Linked DNA regions of Homo sapiens: regions 1, 2 and 3 are each linked to region 4. A link is a contact called in ENCODE Hi-C or POLR2A ChIA-PET data. All regions are on one chromosome and are shown on one strand. The core of a region is the stretch at or near the end of the contact, and the rest is flanking DNA. Distances in the headings are between cores, read along the strand shown.

Region 1 (5,650 bases), core at 534-3,033, 610 kb before region 4:
GAAAGGGAGAGAGAAGAAAAAAATTGCAGAGATGGAATTATGGTAATTAGCAATTGATGGAACATAGAGCTGCTGAAGAGGTTTTAAGCCTGAAAGAAAAGTTATTGGCCGGGCACAGTGGCTTATACCTGTAATCCCAGCACTTTGGGAGGCCGAGGCGGGTGGATCACCTGAGGTCAGGAGTTTGAGACCAGCCTGGCCAACATGGCGAAACCTCATCTCTACTAAAAATATAAAAATTAGCTGGGTGTGGTGGCACACGCCTGTAATCCCAGCTACTTAAGAGGCTGAGGCAGGAGAATTGCTTGAACCTGGGAGGTGGAGGTTGCAGTGAGCTGAAATTGCACCACTGCACTCCAGCCTGGGCGACAGAGCGAGACTCTGTCTCAAAAAAAAAAAACAAAAAAAAAAAAAAAAAGAAAAGTTATTGCTATTGAAGAGACTGCAAGCACAGGAGGGGGAAGTTGAGGTGCAGATTATAATAGATTGTTCCAATAAGAACACGTGGACACAGGGAAGGGAACAACACACACTGGCGCCAGTTGGGGGGTGAGGGACGGGGGGAGGGGAGCATTAGGACAAATAGCTAATGCATACAGGGCTTAAAACCCAGATGACGGGGGCCGGGCACGGTGGCTCACGCCTGTAATCCCAGCACTTTGGGAGGCTGAGGCGGGTGGATCACGAGGTCAAGAGATCGAGACCATCCTGGCTAACAAGGTGAAGCCCTGTCTCTTCTAAAAACAAAAAACAAAAACAAAACAAACAAAAAAACCACCTAGATGACGGATGAAGGGTTGATAGGTGCAGCAAACCCCCATGGCACACGTTTACCTATGCAACAAACCTACACGTTCTGCACTTGTATTCTTAAAAAATAATATTAATAGGCTAGGCATGGTGGTTCACGCCTGTAATCCCAGCACTTTGGGAGGCCGAGGTGGGCGGATCACGAAGTCAGGAGTTCGAGACCAGTCTGGCCAAAGTAGTGAAACCCCGTCTCTACTAAAAATACAAAAAATTAGCCGGGTGTGGTGGTGTGTGCCTGTAATCCCTGCTACTCAGGAGGCTGAGGCAGGACAGTCACTTGAACTTGGGAGGCAGAGGTTGCGGTGAGCCGAGACCACACCATTGCACTCCAGCCTGGGCGACAGTGCGACACTCCATCTTGAAAAAACGTAATAATAACAATAATAATGATAATAGATTGTCCCACTTCCTTCCCTCTGCCAAAGGATAATCCAGAACATCACGGTGCCAAGATGTGAGCTTCATCTGGCTAAGTCCACTAAACTATTTTTTTAAGAAAAATGATTCAAACAAGCTATCTGAGCTCTGGATTTGGGATTTCTCAGTATTATTTAAAAAATAATTTTAAGCACGGTCATGATATCTTTAACAGTTTTGAAACCTTTATTTTTCCATTTTAATTTAAAATAAAAATCGCATCTGTAAAACACTGTTAAGAATGGGATATATCAGCAAATAAAAAATGGACTCAGAAGACATAGTGAATTAATGTAAGATTGACTGTGGATTTTATTTTTCACACTGATATTTTGGCTTCTATAGACTAGAGAGATACTCTGTGAGTTTTATGATGATGTTTTTCCATGTTGTATGAGTGAACCATGGCATTGTTCTTTGAACATCTGTGTAAATGGCTCTGAAAACCTGAGAGAGAATAGTCAGCCCTGAACACAGGGAGGCAATGTTGCTTAAAGAAACAGAAAGACCCGGGCTCCTGACTCTCTGCTTCTTGCCGGTTGTGTTAACTTCTATACAAATAGCTTGACAAGCTATTTAGCCCCTCAGTGCCTCTGTCTCCTCATCTTTAAGATGGAAATTAAAAATGCCTATTTCAGATGGTTGCCATGAGAGTTACATGATAAAGGGCAGGTAAAGCACTTACTTGTGTGGGGCCTGCCTTGTGGTCAGCGTCAGTGACCATTCTATTTCTGTTGGGTGTGCTCAGCTGTTGGCCCAGGAGCAGGGCTGCTGCTTACCCAGGCTGTTACTCTGTGCCTCTGCTCAGTCAACCCAGAGTATTCCTGCATTTGATTGCTTTCTGCATGTCATCAATGTAGTGATGTGGAATCGTGGTGTGAAAGCTGAAGTACCTTTTAGAGATGTTACCTTTTGTATTCTCATTTTTTCCTGTGTTACTGTGTTAGCTTCTGGCTCTTTAGGGGGGAATATTGTGTTAGCTTCTGGCTCTTTGGGGGGAAATTGTTTAGGCACAGGAAAGAGAGATTTTTTTTTTCTTGATAAGTTTTTTTTTCTCAGTAGGGTTCTGTTTCCACATTTCCAAGTATGGCTTACTTAAGCTCAGGTATTCAGCAGGTGAATCTGAGGCTGGGGTCAGGATGAGATATCTAATGACTAATACGTTATCAAAGTCTGTGGTGAGTTTATATGTCTTCCCTATGGATATTTGAACAATTTGAATCATCGTCTCCCACTGTCACTTTCTACCCTGGAAATCTGGGAGTAACCTACCAAGCGTATGTAAATTACCCAGTGATATAAAAAGCCATCCTTTTCACATTCCACAAAAAACATTGACCATCTAGCTGAAGGACTTTCCAGTTTCAGTTGCATGTTTTATAAGAAAAAAAAAATCCCTTAAACCAAATAGCTAAGAGCTAACATACAAAATGAGGCCTTTTCTCATCTCCCCTCCACTTTCACCAGCACAAGCAAAGTGGTGGTAAAATATACAAGAAAAAGTGCCTGTTTTGTAGGGTTGTTTTAAAATGTGCTCCCTTCAAGTTTCTTGGGTCCTTTTGTCCCAGTTTCCATGGGATTTAGGAAATGGTGAGCAAACATGCCCATAGCTGTTTAGGAAAAATAGCCCATAGCTATTTGCTATGGGCAGGTACTTATTTTCTTGGCCTTGTGATATGAAGAGTGTGGGAGGTCCAAGAAAGGGCTATGGGCCCTGAAGGCCATGCCATTTCAAAAACTGGATAGCTCTGGTTCAAGCAAAAAAAAAAAAGAAAGAAAGGAAAAAAAAAATCTCCGAATGCTAGAATTCCATCTTCAATTAAAAATCGATCCTCATTCCACCATTGGAGAAATAATTGGCATGATCAATCATATGGGTGTCAGTTGCCTGTCAAAGCAAAGTTGTTACTGTTGTGCTCTCCCCATCACCTTTTCAGAAAACTGGCAAATTCTACCATTCTGGGGAGCACTGCCCTCTGTGATAAAGAGAGAAAAGAGATGTATCTAGATGTGATCTAGAAGATTTTTTATGTACTATGCCTAGCTTAAATTCAGAGTACAATGTGTTTGAGGATGGTTAGCTGTGAGATGAAATTTGTAAACTTTGTGCTGTGCCCATCTCATTTCTGTACTATTTTCCACATGCTTTTTACTAGTTCTTGGTACAAGTGGAAGCAGAAAGTGATTCTGCTCACTTTCACGTGTATTAAACTGTGTTCAGCTTTCATATAGTTCTCATAACTGAGTTTTGAGACCAATATTAGCTGGTCTTTCATAGCAACGTATGTATTAATTTTCTCTTCCAACTTGATTTCACTTGCACTTTTTCTCCCTCATGAATATTCTTTGAGGATAACATTTCTACTGAAAACTCCTTATCTTCCCAGATATGTTTGTGAGAATTAACTAAACCTGTGTCTAACTCAAGAAAAAAACCCCACTTCAGTTCACTTGCTTAAGTATTTGAAAATAACTTTGCTCTTTCTTTTCAAGAAATAACTCTTTTCCCATTTTTTAAAACATTGAACTTCCTTATTAATTTCTTTGTTTATTGTGTAAGGGCCTAATTAATGACTCACAAAAAGTTGTTCATGGGATTGAAGAAACTGATCTTGTTAAAGGTGTCTTAAGTGGGGGAATATGTGAAATCTTCCCCACAGGCATTCATGGTTTTGACATGTTGGTTTATGTTTCCTGAGATCTAGTTTTCTTTTCAAGCTCGTATTTTTACAGTCTGTAAACATCCCTCTCAGCTCATGTATACATGTGCATACACACCCACACAACACAAATCAGTTTATTTGGTTAATGAAATTAAGTAACTGGACAGTTAGGTTTTTCAAAGTTGAGGCAGGTTGTCTGAGACTTAGAGGGGAAAAAGGCTGTTATGTGATCAGTTTGTTGCTCAAAGCCAGGTATGAGGGAGGGGGGTCCCATGAATCCACAGCAGCCATCCTGATTCTCGCTGACACAGGTCACACACTTCAGCACGAGAAAAGCCTTTACTCAAGGATGCTGTGATAATGCCTCAAGCAATTGTGGAACGATGATTCTGGGAACCAGAAATAGACATGCTCTTCTTGTAGTCATTTATTGCTCTCACGTAAACCATAAATCCAATGGTTAATTAAGTACCTAAGTATTTGTAGAAGACATTGTGAAGCATTATCTCAAAACAGGCATTTTCAAAAATGAAAAAGGTCAGCACTTGTAATAAGAGGGAAGTATGCTGAAATTTACTCCACATATTTTTATAGATATTTGACTTAAATAGTGACATTTTGGACCACTGAATAACTGCACACATTTTTATAGATATTTGACTTAAATAGTGACATTTTGGACCACTGAATATAAATAGAGAACAACTATTAGCAATGCTACTGATTGGGATTCTATTTCTATTATTAATTTCAACTAATTTTAAAAGATGAGTTTTTTTAGTTTGTCTTATTAAAAGTGTCCATCAGTAAGATATGGTAAGCTACTATTTCATATTATGTGGGAAATTAATGCTCTTATACTTCCTGAAAATGAAGCCATTTTCTGTTCATGTATTGACCAAATGGCTGATTATTACCTAGCAAAAAATATTATTACTTTTTCAGTTCATTCAATCAATGATGCTTTCTGAGCGCCTACTATAGTGAGGTACAGGACTGGGCACATTGAAGAATACAGTTCAGAGAAGATTTTCCTATTCCTAGAACACATCTAGTTTTTTTCTATCTCAATTTTTCATTTACTTCTGTCCTGTCCACCTATAATGGTCTCTTTTCCATTTATCTAAATCTACTCATTCTGTTGCACCTAAGTCAAGTGTCTCTTGGCAAAACCTTTCCAAACTACTTTAGGGCTCAGTGATTTTTTTCCCTTCTGTACATTCTCAAGCAATTAATTAATTACTGGTGACCTTTTTTTACGGTAGTATATTTTTGTTTTGTTTCGTTTGTCTAAATGGATAGGCAACCCCTTGGGGAGAGTGGACATGAAGTGAGAGGCAGGAACAATGTATTTTTTGTTCCTCACACTGACTTCCTTGCTGTGCATTGCTCCCTGAGAAGTGACTTGGGAGTTCAGAGAAGACAGTGATCCCCGGGGGTAAGGTCAAAGAAGGGGTCAAAGAGGTGAGACTTGATCTGTACTTAGAAGGGTAGGTAAGCTTTAGGTAAGAAAAGAAGGTAGAGATGGTATTTCAAAGGAATGTTGGGTGGTGCAGACAAGTATGAGTGAAATGAGGATTCAGAGTGCATCAAACAGAAATGAATAGTCTCAAAACTGTTGAAGTCTGCCAAGAAGATGGATGGTTTATGGATCACACTGGTATATAAGCCTCCTGAAGCACAGTATGTAACCCTGGAAAGTGATGCAGAACAAGTGATGTCTCATGCATCTATTTCTCATTGGCTGCATCTCTTATAAG
Region 2 (5,814 bases), core at 1,099-3,598, 570 kb after region 4:
GAAATCACTCAGAACAAGATGTGCTCTGTTCCTGAAACCCTGCCAGGCAGTTATAGACAACTTGATGTGACTTCTGAGGACAACCCTTATGCCTGATATGTGGACCACTCAGGAAGATCATTGAAACCCTCAGTACCATAACCAGAGACATTCAAACTGCAAACCAGAAAAATATGTTTCAAGCTCAAATCTAGCAATCTTGTTAACTAAATTTCCTCTGGACTCAGACTGAATTTATAGTTTGCTCTAGTCATTGACCTTTGGTTTTCTTTTGTTTCTCTAGAAATGTTAGTTGAGTTGGTTTGTGAGGACCTTGGCTAAGGAACATACTGCAGTCTTTCAGTATTATCCTCCTGGTAGTCATCATAATCTCCCTGGTGAACTACATTCACTTGAGGGTCTTAAATGTGTGTTCACAGTCATCAACGGTATGCCAGATGATCTCACTGTAATTAGAGCAACAAAAATGAGATGAACAACAAAAGGAATCTTTCCTCAATGAGCTTGATGTTGTGACTTATGAGTTTCACACTGAGACAAGGACAACTTAGCCATGATGGTCACAGAGAGTGGAGCTTATGCCCAAGTTTTAGTCAATATCTCTTAAATGAGAGGCTGATCAAAAAGGATGAATTATGTTTTAAAATTCTAATTGGAAGGCCATTAGACTGAGGTGGCTCTGGCACTTTAAATTCCTGTGTGAACAAACCAAAGCCTAATGTAAATAGTAAATTTAAACTAGAAATTGTACCAATCAAAAAAATCACCAATTAATCTCTAACTAGGGACTTTCCACTCTAACCAATAAAAATTGTTTTCTTTGTCCTGCTTCTGCAAACACTATAAAAGTTTCCTTTCTTGCCCCTCCCAGCAGAATGTTTGCAGTCTGATACTGCCCTGATTCATGAATCGCTGAATATTCAAATAAACTCTTTAAAATTTAAATGTGCTTAAGTTTTTCTTTTATCACACCTGACACCAAAAGCATGATTCAAAAAGAAAAAATTAACAAATTGGACTTCAAAATCAAAACTTTCACTCTGCAGAAGACTCTGTTAAAAGAATAAAAGACAAGTTAGCCCTGGGGAGAAAATATTTGCAAGCCACATATCCAACAGAGGACTCGGATCTAGAATATATAAACAAGCGTCAAAACTCACCAATAAAAAGCAAACATGACCAGACATTTTACTGAGGAAGCTATACAAATGCTAATAAGCACGTGCTTCATCATCAGAAAATTGCCTTTACCTGCTCTTCCCACCAATCTTTAGCAAAACTTGTCAATTGTCCAGAGGCAATCCCCACTCCCTCTTACCTCCCTTTTCCTCACCCCCAGCCCCATCTTCCTATGCACTTTCTCATATTTTCAAACCGTGCCCCGCTCCCCACCTCCACCCTCTCACAGAATGTGAGGCAGCCTGACTTCCCTGATTTGGTTCTCAGAGGTTCTCTCTACTCCCAAATTAGCACTTCCATCTACTCCATGCTGCGGACCTTATCTTGGTATCCTGAGGAAGGCAATCCTGGGGCAGTTAAATCCTACCAAATCCGGCCAAGCCACCCCGAGAAGTGAAGCAAGTTGGTAAAGGAAGAGAAGCTTTCAGGTCTGTGGGAGAGGGATAGACACAGCTGTGTGCTGTCAGAGGGCTCTTTCTGGTGCTCCCCTCATCATGCCACAGAGGCCACCGGGTTCTTTCTGGTCTCTTGTTCTCAGACCAGCAAGAGAAGATGGACTAACCTGAGGTTTTCTCTTCCCTAAGCAGCAAAAAGCTTTCAAATCAGTGCTAAATGTGCCAGTTAATGGCAAGCAAGCTAACCTCTAGTTATTTCACAGGCAAATATGGTAAAAGTGGGGGAAGGAGGGCTGATTAAGGGGCAGGACAAATGACCTAGCACAGAGGGGTCAAAAATTGGGGTGCACGTGTAATCCATAGGGACAGATAAACCTGGAATTAAAACAGTGGAGGGTGGAGGCTTTCAGGATCCTTTGAAACTCCCAGGTGGAACGCAGGTTGGACACACATCCTGCATGGACCTTTCCTGCCCTGCCGGGATATCCTGTGTTTGTCAAAAGGACCACACAGGGAAGCCCTGACAATTGTCCTTCCCGAAATCTGCCAGCGAGCCCCTCCCCAGCCTGAAGCAGCCACCCCCGGCAAAGGAAGAGTAACTCTGGAAACAGCGTTATCAGCATCCTCCACTGACTTCCTCACCTCCTCCCCAGCCTCATTAGCCCCAAGCTCCTCAGCATCCTCAAAGAGAAACCTGGGAGGCTGGGATGGGGTCAGCACCCAGAAGCCAGCCCCCTCTGACAGCTTCCTCTTTGGCCAAGCCCTGCCTCTGTACAGCCTCGAGTGGACAGCCAGAGGCTGCAGCTGGAGCCCAGAGCCCAAGATGGAGCCCCAGCTGGGGCCTGAGGCTGCCGCCCTCCGCCCTGGCTGGCTGGCCCTGCTGCTGTGGGTCTCAGCCCTGAGCTGTTCTTTCTCCTTGCCAGCTTCTTCCCTTTCTTCTCTGGTGCCCCAAGTCAGAACCAGCTACAATTTTGGAAGGACTTTCCTCGGTCTTGATAAATGCAATGCCTGCATCGGGACATCTATTTGCAAGAAGTTCTTTAAAGAAGAAATAAGGTCAGAATATCAATCAAATAACTCTGAATCACAAAATTCTGTTCCCTTCTTGTGAAGATGTCCAGGAATTTGTTGAAAAGGAATCAGGATGTAATATGGGTGGGAGCTGAAACAAATCCATTTAATCAGAGTGGTAATGGTCTGAAGTTGGGGTGGGTAAGAGGGCAAGATGTGAAGCCAAATTCCAGCCCTAAATGCTAAATCCAACATTTCCTTTTGAACTGAAAGCTTGAAGTTTTCTTTCCTATGAATGGAGTAGCCTGGGACTGTTGAGTTTATCAAGTTCATTTCTCACAGTGGGCGGGAAATAAAATTTATAGAAAGCCTACAATGTGACACCTATTTTAAATCATTGTGAGAGTTAATGGTGTTCCCCCATTATTGAGGTGGTAAGCTGAGACATAGCCAGATAAAGTGACTTCAGTGGGGGGAAATGGGTAACTCTGTGAGATGATGGGACCCATTTCACTATATATATGTATCTTACAACATCGTGTTGTATACTTTAAATATACACAATAAAATTTATTTTTTAAAAAAGATTAAGTAACTTGCACAAGGTCACCACCGAATAAGTAGCAGCTGTGGAATTCAAACCAGGACGGTTTGCTCCAAAGTTTCTGAGCCAGCTTTCTGTTGTGAGAGATTGCCTTGATCAGAGGAAAACTGGAGCTTAGTAAATTGCAATGCACATGGCTCTCAGCAAAGAATGGCATCACACTTGGAATTTAAGCCTATCAACACACAGTCCATGAGCCTTTACCACAGCCAAACTCTAGCAGGTACTGGGGTGACAGCAACTATAACTCTGGTCATTGCCTTCCTGGAGGTCAGGACAAGGGGGTCATGTTATAAATAATAATAATAAGGCTTTGTCTGATGCAGGGCAGTGTAAAGGACCTCCAGGAGCTCCATTAATTCCAAATGGGAACTGGGGAAGGGCTTCCCCAGGAGAAGGTATTCTGAGCAAAGCCTTTTAAAGGATGAGCTGAAAAGTAACGGGAAGTGAAGGGCTTAAGGTGGAAGTAACATCTTAAGCAAAGGTGTGGGAAGAAGTGAGAGGTGCTTAGCTAGAGCATGGGGTGTATGTGGAGGCATGACAGAGGAGGAGGTTGAAGGGATATATGGGGCAGGGGGTCTTTAATTGCCATGCCAAGGAATTGGGGCCTTAATCTTGTGGACCAGTGGTTTCCAGTCTTTTTAGTACCAAAGACCCTTTGTCATATATATGCCCTTTCTCCTCCATCTTCCTCAAAGGACCTAACTTACGCTTTTAAGATTTGGTGACCAAACAAAAGGCATTAATTAACAATGATTTTATTTGCAATCTGTATTAATCAAAGACATCTTTGCTTACTCAACCAAATTACTAAATAGAAATAATAGATAGAAATACCAATCAAAAATGTTAAACTTCTTTTGTGAGGTATTTTATGGAGTTGGTGTGGACTTTTCCTATTAAGCCTTTTTAAAGGCATATTAAGCGTTTTTAAAGGCATTTTTGAAAGACCACTGATTGAGGAATCTCTACTGCAGGCCATGCTGAGAGTGTTAGGCTGGGGAGGGGCAACATGAGACCTGTGATTTGGGAAGAGCTCGTGCAAAGTGGACAGGACGGACTGGTGGTGTTGGCAGGGGCTGTGAGACCAGTTGCCATAGTCCAGGACACAAGTCACTGGGAACAAAGTAGAACAGGAAGGATACAGGTCAGTTCAGCTATAGAGTCATCCTGTTGACCAACACTATGCGAGAGGAAATAAATATGCAGATGTTGGATGTGAACTCAAGGTTTTCCGCCTAGGAAAAGAGATAAAGAGGACCAAGAACACAGGTGAAGCAATGCTGATTCCTTGGAGAGAGGCAATAAGAAGGCAGACATATTTTTTAAAAGGAGGGAGAGAAATTTAAGGATTCAACTGAGGAAGAGCTCTAGGATGACTGCATATTCACCAAAGGGCAATAAATGAAGTTTTTCTTACTAGCATTTGGCAGATGCTAGCCAAAATCAGAAAGCATTTCCCTAAATAGGTTTGCATTCCGTTAGAGTCCAGGATATTACTTCATCTCCCTTAGAATTCATGTTCCATGTGCCCGTGAAAGGGAAGTGTGCAGATACAAGCAGGAAAACACCAGGCAGGGCAGATTGGGGTTTATAGCTCTGCACATTGAGAATGGTCATCCTCAGCACAAAGAGGCAGAGAGAGGCAGTCAGTGGGTCTGGGGAGGTGGTCCTGTTTAGAGTCCTTTTCTCTACAATATAAATACCTTTTTTCTTATTATCAAAGTCGTGCCTGTTTATTTTAGTATTTTCAGGAAAGGTTGATTAAAGAAAGCACAAAATAAAATCACATATAATTCTTCCACCAAGAGATCACCCCTTAGTCAACATTTTGTTGCATTTCCTTGCCACCCTTTTTCTAAGTGTGAATTAAGAAATTTTTTAACAAAAATGTGAACATGCTGTGTATACTTTTTGGAAACTACTATTTAACAGTATATCAGGAACATCTTTCCACATTATTAAATGATCTTCCACACACTTTGATTTTTAACAGGTTCATGGTATTCAATTGCATCAATCAACCATAATTTATTTAACTATTTAAGCATAACTTATTTAATTATTTAACTATAATTTATTAAAACCACCACTGTGAAACTAGAGTTTTTTTATTTCATTTTTTGGTATTATAAACAGTTCTATGTCAAACATCCCTGTAGCTATGTTTTGTGCACATGAGTGACGAATTCCTTATGACAAACTCCTAAAAGTGAAATTTCTGGGTCAAAAAGACAAAATTGAAGGAGATATATATATCTAAATGGAGGCTTCTACTTATAAAGCTCACTTCTTGCACACTTACAAATATTTAGTACTTTTTTTTAGTTTGAATTTCTTCTGAGTTGAACCCTTTTTCAGATTTATTGACCATTTGTATTTCTTCTTTGCTAAACTGTCTACAGGTTCACATCCTTTGCCTCTCTTTCTAATGGTGTATTTGTTCGTTGTCTTCTTTTGGATCTCCAAACATTTTCCCACTTTAAAAAAGTGATTACCAGCCAGGCGAGGTGGCTCACACCTGTAATCCCAGCACTTTGGGAGGCCGAGGCGGGCAAATCACGAGGTCAGGAGATCAAGACCATCCTGGCCAACAATGTGAAAACCCGTCTCTACTAAAAATAC
Region 3 (5,453 bases), core at 2,316-4,815, 700 kb after region 4:
GGAAAGGATTCCCTATTTAATAAATGGTGCTGGGAAAACTGGCTGGTCATATGTAGAAAGCTGAAACGGGATCCCTTCCTTACATCTTTTACAAAAATTAATTCAAGATGGATTAAAGACTTAAACGTTAGACCTAAAACCATAAAAACCCTAGAAGAAAACCTAGGCAATACCATTCACGACATAGGCATGGGCAAGGACTTCATGACTAAAACACCAAAAGCAATGGCAACAAAAGCCAAAATAGACAAATGGGATCTAATTAAACTAAAGAGCTTCTGCACAGCAAAAGAAACTACCATCAGAGTGAACAGGCAACCTACAGAACGGGAGAAAACTTTTGCAATCTATCCATTCTGACAAAGGGCTAATATCCAGAATCTACAAAGAACTTAAACAAATTTACAAGAAAAAAACAAACAACCCCATCCAAAAGTGGGCAAAGGATATAACAGACACTTCTCAAAAGAAGACATTTATGCAGCCAAAAGACGCATGAAAAAATGCTCATCATCACAGGTGATCAGAGAAATGCAAATCAAAACCACAATGAGATAACCATCTCACACCAGTTAGAATGGCAATCATTAAAAAGTCAGGAAACAACAGATGCTGGAGAGGATGTGGAGAAATAGGAACACTTTTACACTGCTGGGAGTGTAAACTAGCTCAACCATTGTGGAAGACAGTGTGGAGATTCCTCAAGGATCAAGAGCTAGAATACCATTTGACCCAGCAATCCCATTCATTACTGGGTATATACCCAGAGGATTATAAATCATGCTACTATAAAGACACACGCACACGTATGTTTATTGTGGCACTATTCACAATAGCAAAGACTTGGAACCAACCCAAATGTCCATCAATGATAGACTGGATTAAGAAAATGCAGCACACATACACCATGGAATACTATGCAGCCATAAAAAAGGATGAGTTCATGTCCTTTGCAGGGACATGGATGAAGCTGGAAACCATCATTCTGAGCAAATTATCACAAGGACGGAAAACCAAATACTGCATGTTCTCACTCATAGCTAGGAACTGAACAATGAGAACACATGGACACAGGGTGAGGAACATCACACACCGGGGCCTGCTGTGGGGTGGAAGGCAGGGGGAGGGATAGCATTGGGAGAAATATCTAATGTAAATGACAGGTTGATGGGTGCAGCTGGCCAGCATGGCACATGTATACCTATGAAACGAGCCTGCACATTGTGCACATGTACCCTAGAACTTAAAGTATATATATGTATATATATATATATTATTATATTTTTTTAAATAATATACAATTTATTAATACAAACTTATGAAAACTGCTACTATACACAGTTTGTAACTTGGGGAACAGAACATAGCTCCATGGAACTCTTTCTGACAATATTCCTCCTTAGGTCCCATGCAGTTCATGATGTTAGTTTTGAACCTCCAAATCTTCCCCATTTTCTAGCAACTGTCCTGAGTCTACAGAGAGTGGATGAGAGAGAAAGCCCCTGCTCCAGCAGTTAGAGCAGCAGTACCTAGGAAACAGGACAGAGGCCCCAGCAGATGAGTGAGGAGCAGGTAGAAGACAGTCAAACTGGCAGTGAATCAAGGCACTGTCTAAGGAGAGCCAAGTGTAGCATTTAATCTGAACACTCCCTATTTTCTGTAGGCCCAGAGTTGAACTGAATGATAGCCTAACTTCAAAAAAAAAACTAATATAAAAACCTATAATATAAAAATTTCTAAAGAAACAAATTTTAGGAACTCAAGAACCTCACTATATGCTTTAGAAGAATTTCATTTAGAGATCATCCAATGTCCTCTTAAGTTACTGACCTTAAAAAATCTTGTAAGACAGTTAAGATTAATTACAGCAATCACCATGTTGTAGGTCACTAAGGAAAATGCTGCCAACAACGTGGACCCAATAAAGAAAAAAATAAAATATAAAAAAGGATGTAATTTCTGCCCTAGTCTATGTCAGAATAACAACTAAATAGTTAAAATTTGACAGGAAATAATGAAATAGAAACTAACAGAAATAGAAACTAATAGAAAATGAAACAAAGACCAGCTGGGCACAGTGGCTCACGCCTGTAATCCCAGCACTTTGGGAGGCAGAGGCAGGTGGAACACTTGAGGTTGGGAGTTCAAGACCAGCCTGACCAACATGGAGAAACCCCGTCTCTACTAAAAAATACAAAATTAGCCAGGTGTGGTGCTGCATGCCTGTAATCCCACCCAGCTACTTGGGAGGCTTGAGGCAGGAGAATCGCTTGAACCTGGGAGGCAGAGCGTGCGGTAAGTTGAAATCGCGCCATTGCACTCCAGCCTGGGCAACAAGAGCGAAACTGTCTTAAAAAAAGACAAGAAAAGACAAGAAAAGACAAGAAAAGACAAGAAAAGAAAAGAAAACACAGACCAAAAGGTATTTTTAACACTCAAACTCTTTAAAGAAAAATGACTATAGTGTAATTTATAGTAAAGTTCTAGTGTCACAATTAAAGCGATAAATTTAAATTAATTGAAATTTCTTCTCCATACTCCATTGCTCCTACCCCACATCCCTCCCAAGCAGCAAACTTATATATAAATAAAATTTAATTTCACCTCAATCATTCGTCAGTGACAAACATTTAACGGTAGACCCAGGATACCTTCTAATAAAATAATCTGAACAACAGAAAAGATAATCACACTTTTACATAACAATAAATAAGACATATAAGTACTAGCAACTGCAGGAAGAGGTTTATATGGCTATAAATAAGAATTGTTTTGAACTTTAAAATGTAAAAGCTATATTAAATGGTCAATGTAGCCAAACTAGAACTAATGTTTATAATTTCTATTTATAGAATGGTTATTTTCTATATATCATGACAATCTACAACCAAAAAAAGATCTTTTTAAAATCTACTATATGTCTGCTCAAACTTAACATTTAATGTATCAGAAAATATTACAGAATTATTTGTTTGTTCCAGTTATGTTAACTAAATTTCATTCAAGATTTAGTCACTTATAGAGGACAACAACTACAAGTAAATGAGAAAAATTATATATGTGTCATATACAATGAAAAGGCCAGTAAGAATCTATATGTCCTCCAAATATCAGAGAAAGATGATGCTGCCTGATCCTTTGATTCTTCTTTTGTGGGACAGAGGAGGTTCATTTCTTCATAAATTTCTGAGGCCCTGCCCTTCCTAGACTAGCAGAATATGTCTGGCTCCTTCCAGAATGGCTGACAGTCTGTCATGTCTCTCCACTGCCCATTGCCCCTGACCTCTTCCTTCCTCTTCTGCCTGCTTTATAACCTCTTCTAGATTCAAACAGTCCAGTTTTCTCAATTGTAAGCAAAGACTAGCCTTGATAAGTGATGGGGTCCATTCCTAGCCTAACATTTAATAGGCTCTGATAAAAAAAAAAAAAAAACCCATAGGGTTTTCCAGCCTTGCTGTATTTGGCCAAATATGATTTAACCCATTCTCTTGTTTAAATCCCCAGAGCGAAGTCAATCACACTGAAGCTGACAACCTAGTAACCAGTAGAGGGCAGTAACAGCACAATCAGACACACCCACTCAAAATAAGCAATTTACAGGAATACTTCTCACATCTGATTTGACTACAACATCTAAGCAAAATAAAGCTTCTGTCAAACTCTTAGATGAATGACTACACCATCTTTTGCTTACTTCCCATATCTTAAACGGTCCAAATTTCAGCATTCTGATCATGCCAGTAAGTCAAACATTTTCACTTTGATGAACTTTCCCACACTAACCTGCATGCCTTCAGAACTTCTGCTGAGCTGGGGTATATGGACACAGACATTGATGGTATGATCTGTGGACTAGGTTTGTGGTTAACCAGAAGCAGATCTGTTTTCATGGGGCTCTGAGATTCTTCCATCCCTTCTCCATTAATTGTGTGTAGCCCACTGTGAGGGCTGTTAAGGCTGGTAACACTGTTTGTGGTTGTCTGCTCAGTGGATTTTGGAGAAGGTGTTGCTGTTGAAATGGCTGAAGATGGTGAAGAGGCAACAGAGTTATCAGTCTTTGTATGAACAGCTGGGTGGATGTTATTGACTTTGTCACAGGTTCCAGTACCCACATTGTTATTGGCTTTTCCCATCAACAAGGCAGAGAGCTGAGGATTGTCTGAACTTAGTAAACCTGGTGACTTAGAATCTCCATGGCTAGGACTGCAAACAGCATCTGCCGTCATCTGATGGACATGATTAGGAAGTCCCTCGACACTGGCAGTGCTGTTAGGTGTCTCTCCAGTGTGCCTGCTTGTTTCAGGCACCGTCAATATGTTTCCTGAAGGCTTGCTCTCTTTGGTTAAGGTAATGCCTTGTTGTCCACCTGAGGTAGCAGTGTGAGAGGAGAGGTGATTGAGAGCAGCCCCCTGTGTTACTGAATTGCTAGGCAGGGTGGGATGTCCGTTCTGATTCTGAATACCAGAGCCAGCTGCCTGGAGATGCTGGGAAGGCCCAGTGGAAGAGAGAGGTCGTTCACCATTAGGACCTGCCGAATGTGAACTCTGACCTTTGTGAAGCCCCTAAAAAGAAAGAAAAATAGTTTAAATCTAATATTAAGCAAACTCAGAATATACAGAATTTAAAATATTAAAGAGAAAAGCCACTAAAAATAAATATCTAACTGTATAAGATAATTTGACCCAAGTCCTAAAGTTATCAAAAAGTACCTGCAACTTAGCTAATCAGTATTTAACATCTTTAGAGAAATTTTTCTTCCTTGCTATCTAAAATGACTCCATTATTAGTGTAGAATAAACTACTTCAGATGAAGCATTACAAATTTTAAGTTCCAATATACATATTTTCATCTCTAAAATCAGACATGGATAGACATATATCATCATTAATAATTAAAAGCTATGACCATGGATCAACATAAACCAACTCTCACTGGTCTGTGATCTGTTAAAAGATTAATATAGAAAGTGAGTTCATTAAGCCTTTAAAATTATCATTAAAATATAATCTTCTGTAATTCAAATCCTATTGTTAAAGTAGCTATCCTCAAAATTAAGGGCAGAACTATTAAATCTATGAAAATATTTCAAAAAATACCTAAAGTTTCCCCATCTATCCATCCACACATATTTAGAAGACTAGATAGGCTTGGTGCAGTGGCTTATGTCTGTAATCCCAGCACTCTGGAAGGCCGAGGCAGGAGGATCGTTTGAGGCCAGGAGTTCGAGACCAGGCTGGGCAACACAATGAGACTCCGTCTCCACAAAAGAAAAAGAGAGAGAGAAAGGGAAAGGGAAAGGGAAAGGGAAAGGGAAAGAGAAAGAGAAAGAGAAAGAGAAAGAGAAAGAGAAAGAAGAGAGAGGAGAGAGGAGGGAGAGAGGGGAGAGAGGGAAGGAAAGCAGGCAGACAAGCTAGGTGTGTTGACAAGTGTGCCTGTAGTCCAGCTACACAGG
Region 4 (5,729 bases), core at 2,468-4,967:
AGGAGTGGCGGTGGACAGGAAGCTCCATGCTGGAGCTCCAAACCAGCCTTGAACTGAACTGTTGAATCAGGTCTGTGTGCATCTTCAAACTGGGCTGCGACATGGAGGGGAACAGAATGGAGCCTTCCCCCATCACTCATTTGTAATCCCAACCACCCTCTCTTCATTTTGCTGGCTTTTCCCCCATTATGTTACCATCTGTCTCCAAAACATTGCCTGGGTAAAGACAAACTGGAGCAGTTGCTCGCCCTCAAACAAAACACAGAACTACTTCTCCTCACTCCCATTCCCCCCCACACTAGTGCCGAGCACCATATTTGAGGAATTCCATATTTATAAAGCTTGCCTGCACCTCGATGATGTCTGCTTGCTGTCCTTTTTATTATTCTTCAAATATGTTATGTGCTGACTGGAAACGATTAGCTTTTGTTACTGAGGGGTTTGTGGGATGCTTGAAACAGCTTCATATAGTTCTCAGATGGAAATGCATGCTGTTTGCTCCTTTAAGAAATGCAATTTCTTAATGAAAGACAGCATAGAGGAGAATGCATACTGAGGTTCCCCACCCAACTCTCTGGGTTTCTCCTAGGGTAGTTGTGGTAGGGTTTTATGTCACGGCCCTGTGGAGCGAATAAACAGTGGATCTTGGGTATTTTTTTCTGAGTCTGTACCCATCTCTTCATGCCTCTGACTAGGGGCCCTTGTTAATGTCAAGGGCAGTGCTCTGTCCCCAACAGAGCTGTAGTGTTGCCCCCAGTCTCTGACCCACTCACCTTCTTTCCTGGCTGATGACACTTCCAATGTCCTGACACATCTGGGCAAAGTGGAATTGGAGTTCTTAAATGCCCTCTCTGGCTGGCCCCAGCTCGATTCTGCACTGGCCTTAGCAGGCTCCAGGAAGTTTGGAGAGGAAAGACCCAAACAGATCTCAGATGTAAAACTGGATGAGTATTTCAACTGCTGAAACTTTAGGAGGAAAATATGGATGGGCTACGTGTTTGTCAACATTAGTAAAATAGTTACTAGTGATTCTTTTTTTAAAAAGTTATGGAATCATATTTTTCTCATTCAGAAGTGTTACTTAGGGAATGACTGAAATGTGTATGACTCCAGAGTTCTCTGTCAGACACTGTTCTCAGCACTTAACATAGAATCATTTTTTAATCCAGGTGCCACAGCTAGGAACAGCAGAACCAGAAGTCAAATCCCAGCAAGTCTGACTCCAGAAGCTAGACTCCTCAGAGATGTCATAGGTCCTTTTAGATGCCAGAGTTTTAGATGTTCCATTTTATTCACATTCTATTTTCATAGCCTGTGTTTATTTCCACTGAAAGCCATATAATTATAGACTTTATGTTCTGTATCTTAGCAAGGTAACTGTCTTTAAGCCAATAAAACTTAATACATTACTACTGAAGTATGAATAAGTTTTAATAACTGAGAAATACATACACATGGTTAAAGTAGAATTCAAAAGTGTAATTTGGAAGTGCTCTCGAAATAGTTTCGTGTGATTTTAATTTCTGAAAATTAATTCTGTATGTAAATTGAATGTAGTGTTTATTCCAGTAAAACCCTGCAGGAAGTCTTTTTATAAAGTGAATAATCAACTCCTGAATTAACTGTTATACATGGTTTCAGTGTGTATACCTTTTCTGTGCTCTCATCTACCAATCTGAAAATTAGACATCTGAACATTTTTCTGTGTTTCAAATGTTGGATGTATTTCCTGTATTGTAATAAAACTAGTTATCCATCAAGGCATAATCAACAATAAATGCCAAGCCTTAGTCAGAGCAGTTGCTGACTTTGCTGAAGGTTAAAGGAAGTATGCTGAAAAGAGATAACTGTAGTTAAATTGCTCAGCCCAAGCCTTCCAGATTTTTCATGTGGGGAATTGCCCTTCTTATTACTGTATTCTTCCTGTCTACATAATACCTGGGAACAATTTACTCCATGTAATGCCACTCCCATCTTGGTAGTGAAGTTTTTACTGAAGAGGAAGACTACTAGGGCATGTCAGTATATTTAATTGGAATTTTCACTGGTGGTTTTCAAGTTTTTATTTCACAGCTTTTAGGCAGGTCGAGACTAAAGGACTGTACAGATTTTTTGGTGATGTGATTGTATTACGTGTGTGCTGTGTGTGACTAGCTCAGCTTAGAGTGTGAATTGCAGTAAATGCAAAAGTGAAAGCTGCAACATGGCTCTCATGCTCCCAACCACTTCCTGAAGAACCCGCCGCGCGGGCCCCAGACTTAGAGACTTGAATCTTCAGGATGGAAGGAGTCCAAGTCCCTCATGGTAAAGACCTCAAGTAAACCTAAATGTAGAAAACCTGTTTGCTACTCTTGTGTGAATTAAAACGTTTGGTTGCCTCCATTGTAAAAATTTCAGTGCACAGTTCTGAAATTTAAAATATTAGGGAACAGAGCCAGAGCGTTGCCATACCTTAAAAATAATCTTGCATCTCTCCTGTTTACATGATTCAATTCTTGAAACCAGTTGGAATGTGCGTCCTGATCTCTAAATGTACAAGTTATTTAAAAAAAATGTGAGCTTGTCAGCTTAGCTACAGCCACCAGTCTAATAAAACTGAGTCACATCCAAATGGGCTGCACTTAAACTACCCTCCCATTCTAGGGAAAACGTGGCTGGAGGAGGCAGTCTGAGTCATCACCTGGTTTGTTTGACATACACTTCCTTCCATAAATTGGGAATGGCAAGCGGCACAGTGTTCTGGGCTTGCCTGGGAGAAGGAGCTGTTGCAGTCTTGCACGATCAAAATAGGGCCTTTAGGTTTGAAGGATGAGGTTGAGCCCATATTTTGACTCCAAATGTCGGGGGAGGGGAGAAGAAGTCGACAGATCCAAACAAGGAACATTTGTAAGTACCATTTTTGGAGGTCGGAGCAATGGTAGGGGTGTTCGCAGTTGAATTTCTTCCTAAACATAAAAGGTGTTTAAGAGACAAATTGGGGGCATTCAAATAAAAATAAATGGGTATCTAGTTCACAAAGTGGGCTCGTTTACTTAACAAGAGTGTCCTTGATGTGTACAGTTTAAAATGATTGAGAGAGAGATGATTTGTTAGTTACCATACGAATCTGTTCTGGCAATGTTTAATTTCACTTAATTTATTTAACTATTTTAAAAGAAATGTATTTCACTTAGGAATCTTTTCATGGCCAATTTGAATCTCCTTCAGGGGTATTTTGAGGGGATGGGAAGAGAGGCTCATGTGTCTCGCACATTTTCTTACAGCGGTTTTGCAGAGGCTCACTGGAGCTTTTTAAAATAAAAAAGTTTAGAATGTAAAATTATTGGAGACTATAGAGGAAGGGGAAGGAGGAGTAGATTTATAGCTGAAGTGGGTTTGTAAACTCAGCGTCTGCTTTGGGATTATTTTTTAATATGTGCCAGACATTCTTCTGATTTTCATCCTGGCTTGGTTGTGGCTCTTTCTCTGTCTGTGTGAGGCTGGGGTGTTCCCTGTTTTAAAGCCGTAGTTGTCGCAGCCTGGGCGTTTTCTGTTTCGGCTTATGGCTTTTTTTCTCTTTTCCTGAATGAGTGTCCTTTGTGTAACCCCAGTAATTCAGAAATCCTGCAGTCATAGGGACTGCCCTATCATGTGACTTAGGTACTAGGTGCTGGCTGCGATTGGTCAGCAGCTAATTGGCGGGTCCCTATAAGAGGTCTTGGGTCGGGCGTCCGGCCACTCTCCTGCCTGGGCTGCTGCTCAACGGGGGCTGGGGGTGTGTGGGGCGGGGGTGGTCTGTCCAGTGATTCAGCCACATGTGATAGATGACCAAGTGACTGCTTTCTTGGAGTCCGCACACCAGTGGAAGACTCTCAAAGTGGTTGTGACCGACTTGATCAAACTCTAGGCTTCCTGAACTGGTAACTGTCACTTTAATATAGGTTACTGATTAAACTCAGAAAAATGCAGCTTAAAATCTTTGCCAGGAACTTGTGTGGACTTATTCCCTGTTCCCCCCCCCACCCCCCTTGTTCTGATTTGTTTTGTCACAGGAATGAAATGCAGATAACTCTTTAGAAAACTTTTGTAGGAAAAGCGCCTCGTGTGATCTGGAACAAAGACGTTTTATAATCAGATTTATCAAGCTGCGAAGAGGGAGTTTTAGTGAACGGAAGCAGCAGCATTCTGTCACCAGGAAATACTCCTTTATCCAGAATTGGTAAGTGAAAAGTGGCATTGCTCCCTAATAGATATCATATGCGTGTGTGGGAATTGAAAAATTGTTCACAGACCCCTAACAACTGTGTTGAACAGAGAACACATAAACAGTGAGGAGTTCTAAAAAAGAGCAGCACGAGAATACCGCATAAAGACTGAGAAGAAGCCAGGTAATTAACAAAAATGAGCTGAGTGCTATCAGTTTAGCTAAACATATGTAATACAGCTAGATTTGGTTGTTTTATTTTTTCTTGTTAGTGGAGGAGAAACATAAAATCAGAATGGGCTGTTTAGTAGAATTGCGACATTAACTTTCCATGGATGTAGATTTCCATTTAGTCTGAATAGCATGTATGAAATTTGAAGGGATGCTTTCAGAATTAGTCTACTTGCCCTCCTTTCCTTTCCTCTGCATTAAGATGTCAAGTATTTAGTTAGAACCTTACAAGATGAAAGTTGTACAAAATGAAAGTTCAAGTAATGCGTCGGAAACACCTCTCCTGATTGGGAAGGGTAGATTACAATGGCAATAGATTTTTGTTTTTTGTTTCTTACATTTGTGTCACGAATTTTAAGTTTGTTCTATTGGATTACATTAGTACAGCAAAAGGGGGGTTATTTCTATCTATATGGTTCATGACATTTTGAGAGGTCGTGATTAGTAGTTCTTACTGGTTTCGTATGCGTGTTCCTGCCTGTTGAATTCAGTTTTCTAATCTTGAATCTGAGCTGCCTTTATGTTAAAGGGTTCTAGAAAAAGACAATAAAGCTTTGAATACCCGTGTTATATACAACAGGTTCCTGTTCATGATGTATAAGGTAACGCAATTTTATTTTAGGCATGAATGTCTAATTTCTTGATTTGGCTTCTTAAGAATATACTGAAAAGGTTGAATAGAATAAGAAAAAGAACATTAGAAAAGAATGGTGGGTGACTGCCTGATTTTACTAGTTTCTTATTGGTCAATAGAAGTAATCATGTGATGTCTACTTATAGAAGCAAATGGAAAAAATTTTTCTTCTTTAACTGCTAACAAGTATATAGGCAATTTTAGCAATCTTCATTTATTAATTTGAATATATAATTATAACTGTTATTAACAGAATAAGTTTTGGGTAATATAGGAAATAATAATTATTTCTTTCTTTTTAAGCCAAATTGGAAGTTGAATCTACTTTTGGTTCCTGTTCTGTTACTTTCAAAATCTTAAAATCCTTAACTCAAAAGGGAAAATGTATAATAAAACAGGATAGCAGTGCTGAAATTTCTCTCTCTTAGCAGTGGAGTGGGATGAGGGTGGGGGAGGGAGATGAATCTAGTGAGATATATTAATTGTTTTTTCCCCCTCTTGTATACTTGGATAACTTTTGAGATCAGTTTTCTCAGACTAGCAGCTCTCAAGACTTTTGCATAAGTATTTATTCTTAAAGAAATAGAAAGACAAGATAAGCACGGCTCTTAAGGGCAGGTCCTCCAATAAGTCAGGAAACGGGTGATCCAAACTTGTGAACATGACAAGTCAATTTGACTT

The links. Hi-C counts contacts between places; a loop is a spot of excess contacts on that map. ChIA-PET counts read pairs that join two places held with the same protein, here RNA polymerase II (POLR2A). Pooled maps may share reads with other maps.
Region 1: a map of mammary epithelial cell shows a loop between it and region 4 (9-fold over the local background). The contact joins the enhancer-like site here to the promoter of MIR222HG in region 4. A Hi-C loop is called at or near these places in 4 of 168 maps with a recorded cell type or tissue (Calu3, IMR-90, aorta and 1 more) and 5 of 50 pooled maps. POLR2A ChIA-PET finds 5 or more read pairs at or near these places in 4 of 52 experiments (Caco-2, MCF 10A, activated CD4-positive, alpha-beta T cell and 1 more).
Region 2: a loop to region 4 is called in a map of endothelial cell of umbilical vein, with 7 times the contacts of the local background. The contact joins the promoter of DIPK2B here to the promoter of MIR222HG in region 4. A Hi-C loop is called at or near these places in 3 of 168 maps with a recorded cell type or tissue (Right ventricle myocardium inferior, endothelial cell of umbilical vein and heart left ventricle) and 7 of 50 pooled maps. POLR2A ChIA-PET finds 5 or more read pairs at or near these places in 2 of 52 experiments (PC-3 and endothelial cell of umbilical vein).
Region 3: a pooled map shows a loop between it and region 4 (10-fold over the local background). The contact joins the enhancer-like site here to the promoter of MIR222HG in region 4. A Hi-C loop is called at or near these places in 7 of 37 single-sample maps with no recorded cell type and 10 of 50 pooled maps.

Annotation. Positions count from the first base shown.
Region 1 is chrX:46,372,789-46,378,438 of GRCh38, reverse strand. No RefSeq gene overlaps it. Among named protein-coding and RNA genes, the nearest start is that of LINC01186, 48 kb to the right of the region's middle. Within about 2 kb of position 1,783, at least 4 of the 41 ENCODE cell types and tissues checked have a DNase peak (open chromatin) inside an H3K27ac peak, as active enhancers do.
Region 2 is chrX:45,197,410-45,203,223 of GRCh38, reverse strand. It overlaps DIPK2B (divergent protein kinase domain 2B), which reads left to right and starts at 2,348. Exons shown (of 5, transcript NM_176819.4): 1 at 2,348-2,630. The coding sequence starts at 2,398.
Region 3 is chrX:45,068,688-45,074,140 of GRCh38, reverse strand. KDM6A (lysine demethylase 6A) reads right to left here. Exons shown (of 30, transcript NM_001291415.2): 18 at 3,784-4,562. Among named protein-coding and RNA genes, the nearest start is that of DIPK2B, 130 kb to the left of the region's middle. Within about 2 kb of position 3,565, at least 3 of the 41 ENCODE cell types and tissues checked have a DNase peak (open chromatin) inside an H3K27ac peak, as active enhancers do.
Region 4 is chrX:45,768,255-45,773,983 of GRCh38, reverse strand. It overlaps MIR222HG (miR222/221 cluster host gene), which reads left to right and starts at 3,717. Exons shown (of 2, transcript NR_170290.1): 1 at 3,717-3,899; 2 at 4,032-5,729.